Regions from separate parts of the Homo sapiens genome. Here region 1 is linked to region 2. Evidence: read pairs that join two places in POLR2A ChIA-PET (ENCODE). Cell type or tissue: endothelial cell of umbilical vein. All regions are shown on one strand. Region 1 overlaps KCNAB1 (potassium voltage-gated channel subfamily A regulatory beta subunit 1). Region 2 overlaps SSR3 (signal sequence receptor subunit 3).

Evidence for each region. ChIA-PET counts read pairs that join two places held together with the same protein. Peaks named below come from ENCODE experiments on the same cell type or tissue, not always from the same donor. Only the 100,000 strongest peaks of a DNase experiment are listed, where the experiment ranks them.
Region 1: POLR2A ChIA-PET joins it to region 2 with 5 read pairs; 2 of 35 experiments call an interaction of 5 or more read pairs at or near these places.

Annotation. Positions count from the first base shown.
Region 1 is chr3:156,267,815-156,270,314 of GRCh38, reverse strand. The region is part of intron 1 of KCNAB1 (potassium voltage-gated channel subfamily A regulatory beta subunit 1); the gene reads right to left. Among named protein-coding and RNA genes, the nearest start is that of KCNAB1-AS2, 41 kb to the right of the region's middle. In endothelial cell of umbilical vein, no CTCF peak of the experiment used is centred here; no DNase peak of the experiment used is centred here.
Region 2 is chr3:156,549,992-156,552,491 of GRCh38, reverse strand. The region is part of intron 2 of SSR3 (signal sequence receptor subunit 3); the gene reads left to right. Among named protein-coding and RNA genes, the nearest start is that of SSR3, 3.9 kb to the left of the region's middle. In endothelial cell of umbilical vein, no CTCF peak of the experiment used is centred here; no DNase peak of the experiment used is centred here; H3K27ac peaks cover 1,703 bases.

The DNA of each region.
Region 1 (2,500 bases), 280 kb after region 2:
AGGAGTAAGCCCTTATTTATTAATAATAACATTTAGTGTAAATGGACTAAACTCTCCAGTCAAAATACATAGAGTGCCTCGATGGATTAAAAAAGATATGGCCGGGCGCAGTGGCTCACGCCTGTAATCCCAGCACTTTGGGAGGCCGAGGCGGACAGATCACGAGGTCAGGAGATCGAGACCATCCTGGCTAACACGGTGAAACCTCGTCTCTACTAAAAAATACAAAAAATTAGCTGGGCGTAGTGGCAGGCACCTGTAGTCCCAGCTAATCAGGAGGCTGAGGCAGGAGAATGGCGCGAACCCAGGAGGCAGAGCTTGCAGTGAGCCGAGATTGTGCCACTGCACTCCAGTCTGGGTGACAGAGTGAGACATTGTCTCAAAAAAAAAAAAAAAAAAAAGCAAGCCCCGGTCATCTGTTGCCTGCAAGAAATGCACTTCATATATAAAGACATACATAGACTGAAAATAATAAAGGATGGAAAAAGATACTCCATGCAAATGGAAACCAAAAAAGAGCAAGAGTAGCTACACCTGTATCAGACAAAATAACTTTTCAAGACAAAAACTATAGAAAGAGACAAAGGTCATTACATAATGATAAAGGAGTCAATTCAGAAAAAAGATACAATAATTGTAAATATACATGCAACCAACACTGGAGCACCCAGATATATAAATAAACATTATTAGCACTAAAATAATATCTGAAGACTTCACCACCCCACTTTCAGCATTGGACAGATCATCTAGAACAAAAAAATCAACAAAGAAAAAACAGATTTAATCTGCCCTATAGGTCAAGTGTACCTAATAGTTATTTACAGAGCACTTCATCAAATGGCTACAGAATGCACATTCTTCTTGCCAGTACATGGATCATTCTCAAGGATAGACAATACGCATATGTTAGGCCACAAGACAAGTCTTAAAATATTCAAAAAACTGAAATAATATCAAGTATCTTTTCTGACCACAATTGAATAAGGCTAGAAGTCAACAACAAGAGGAATTTTGGAAACTATACAAACACATGGAAATTAAACAATATGCTCCTGAAACAAAAACAGTATTGTACTGGCACAAAAACAGACATATATACCAATGGAACTGAATGTAGAACCCAGAAACAAATCCATACATCTACAGTGAAGTTATTTTTGACAAAGGCACCAGTAACATTCATTGGGGAAAAGGACAGTCTTTTCAATAGATAGTGCTGGGAAAATTGGATATCCATATGCAGAAAAATAAAATTAGGCCGTTATTTTTCTCTGTGTACAAAAATCAAATCAAAATGGATTAAAGACTTAAATCTAAGACCTGAAACTATTAAACTACTACAAGAAAACATTGAGGAAACTCTCCAGAACATTGGACTGGGCAAAGATTTCCTGAGTAATACCCCAACAAACACAGACAACCAAAGCAAAAATGGACAAATGGGATAACATCAAGTTAAAAAGCTTTTTGCATAGCAGAGTAAACAGCCAACAAAGTGAAGAGATACTGGGAGAAAATATTTGCAAACTATCTATCTGACAACAGATTAATAACCAGAATATATAAGAAGCTCAACCAACTTTAGAGGAAAAATTATAATAATCTGATTTTGAAAATGGACAAAATATCTGATTCTCCAAAGAGGACATATAAATGGCAAACTGGTATATGAAAAGGTGCTCTACATCATTGATCATCAGAGAAATGCAAATCAAAACAACAACGAGATATCATCTCACCCCAGTTAAAATGGCTTTTATCCAAAAGATAGGCAATAACAAATGCTGGAGAGGGTGTGGAGAAAAGGAAACCCCTATAACTGTTGGTGGGAATGTAAATTAGTACAACTACCATGGAGAATAATTTGAAGGTTTCTCAAAAAACTAAAAATAGAGCTACTATATGATCCAGCAATTCCACTGCTAGGGATATACACAAAAGAAAGGAAATCAGTACATTTAAGAGATGTCTGCACTCTCACGTTTATTGTAGCACTATTCACAATAGTCAAGATTGGAAGCAACCTACATGTCCATCAAGAGATAGATGGATAAAGAAAATGTGGCACGCATACACAATGGAATTTTATTCGGCCATAAAAAATAAAGAGATTCTATCATTTGCAACAAGGAGGTCATTATGTTAAGTGAAATAAACCAGGCACAGGAAGAAAAACTTTGCATGTTCTCATTTATTTGTGGGATCAAAAAATTAAAACAATTGAACTCATGGAGATAGAGAATAGAATGATGGTTACCAGAGGTTGGGAAGTGTAATGGGGGGTGGGGAGGAAGTGGGGGTGGCTAATGGATTAAAAAAAATAGAAAGAATGAAGAAGATCTAGTATTTTATAGCAAAAGCAGGTGACTATGGTCAATAATGATTTAATTATACATTCTAAAATAATTAAGAGTATACTTGGATTGTTTGTAACACAAAATATAAATGCTCAAGGTGATTACCTTGATGTGATTATTACACATTGCATGCCTGTATC
Region 2 (2,500 bases):
AAGTTTAGGGCCCGCCCTGCCATGCACTGTATGAAGCACATTGCCCTATGTAATCCTTATAGCATCCATATGAGGTGCAGGTATTTTCCTTGTTTTATCCAATGAAGAGTATGTATTTCTCCTTATGTGACATCATTTTTATCATGTCATTCTCATAACAACTCATCATGGCTTTTTTTTTTTTTTTTGAGACAGACTCTCACTCTGTTGCCCAAGTTAGAGCGCAGTGGCCCAATCTTGGCTTACTGCAACCTCTGCCTCCTGGGCTCAAGTGATCCTCCCACATCAGCCTCCCAAATAGCTGGGACTACAGGCACGCACTACTACCACGCCTGGCTAATTTTTGTATATTTTGTAGAGATGGAGTTTTGCCATGTTGCCCAGGCTGGTCTTGAACTTCTGGGCTCAAGTGATCCGTCTGCCTCGGTCTCCCAAAGTTCTAGGATTATAGGCGTGAGCTGCCGTGTCCAGCCATGGCCTGTTTTTTTTAAATGTATTAAAGCCAAATTCTTCTAGACCCCTGGAATGCAAGTCATCTGCTTCCTTCCTATGAGTCTGGCCTCATCTTTCAGAATTAGGCTTTAACCCTTCTGACTCAGCCCTCACATCATCCTTTGAATATGTCTTGTGCCCTACCCTATTTAGGATTAACTTACTTCCTTTCCATTCTTACCTGTGTTTTATTTCTAGACCTAGGAATCTTTTCCAGAGAAATCCTTCCTGATTTTGATCATTTCTTTGCTTTATTGTCCCTGTGTTAGACTCTTTCGGGGAATGAGGAATAGAAACATGTTGAGATGATCTCAGTTAACAGGGGTTTATTTTAAGAAATGTCCCAAAATGGCCTCAGTGACTGAAGTGGCCTTAGCAGTTTCCTCCCTACTGTTCTGGACACAAACGAGCTCAGGTTTTCGTGGCTGCTGTTCTGATGGACCAGCAGATAAATTGGGTTATCTTTGTTATCTTTCTGCTTGGCAGCCCCTCAACCAGCTGCTATTCCAGGATTCAGCTCATGTGGGCCTCCACTGTATGGGACTGTTTCCTGTGAGGCATGGCCATCTGTGTATCGGGAAGCCCTCACAAGTGGGCATCTGGTATGACCCATCCTTTGTAATACTCTTGGAACTCAGTCCCTTTGAGACTCGTCATTCTTTACTTATTCTTCATAACATTTTTCATTCATCTCTTTAGAATCAAAGTCATGTTCTTTTTACCTTTTCCTTTCTACTTTAGGCTTCTTGAAGACACCCGCCATATTTTATACTCCTTAAAACAGTTAATGGTACATTTAGTTCAGTAAAATTTCAATGACTTACTGACTTAATAGACTCAGAATGGAGGTTTTTTTTTTAAGTCATAGTTTTGGCTTTATATTAAATATGCTACTGACTTTGAAATGCCTACAGATTTGCAAGATGGTTAAGGTTCAAAGATCCAGCAAGATGCTGAGTGTGGGTAGCTGTTGGCAGTAGAAGGAAGATGGCTTCAGCGTTGACAGTCTGGGTTCCAGTGCCAGCTCTGCCACTCTTAAATGTGTGGCCGTGGGCATAATTTTACCTATGTAGACTTCAGATTCCTCAGCTATAAACTGGGGATGCTAGTGGAATTTCAGAGGGTGGTGAGGATTCATTATGATCATACATGTTAAGCATAGAGTCTGGCACATAATAAATGTTTATGTGCAGGGTTGAAGAGGTTGGGGCTAAGAGAGCCCTTAGAAGTTGTTTTTGTTTTTTAACGTGGCATAATTTAAACCATGTTTGCAAAGATGTTTTTATTTTAAGAAATCAGGTAGTGTCTTTTTTTATTTTTAATTTTGGAAGTGTTCTGACATACTGATGTGAAAGAGTAAAGGAAGAAAAATACAATTGATTTTATGGGTTATCTTAGTTGACTAAGTGCTAGGTCACTAGCGTGACCTCTATTTTGTTTTAGAGTGTTCAGCACTGAGTGAGGTTTATTTTCTGAGAGCTCTAAGACAGAGGGGAGGGCTTCCTCCTCTTGAGTTGCAGTAAACCTGCAGTGTGGTTGTTATGCCCCTGGTAGGTGAGGATAAAATTCTAGACCTAGAAGAGAAATTGCTTAGTTATCTGGTGTAATGTCTTCATGAGGATTTATCATGTGGACAATCGGTTGACTGTTCGTCCTAAAGACACATAGTGACAACCAACTCTTTTGAAAATGCAGTAGTTTATTCCTGTGTGCTAACAACTTGATAGTTGGGGTGTGTGTATATATTTTTTATATTAAGCTAAGAAAGGTTTCTGCAGTAAACTGTGTCCATTTCTTTTCAGTTGGTCTTTTGTGGAAAAAAAAGTTGTCTGATGTTAAGTTCAAGAAACACATTTATTTATTTTTAATTTTTCTTATTTTTCCTGTTCTCACAATCTGTTCTCATGAAGAAACATATTTAGTGCCTGGTCTGCTAAAGAGGTTCAGAGAGAAGAATCTCTGCCTTTGGAGCTGAGTGTATCCGAAGTGCAAGAAGCATATGAAAAAA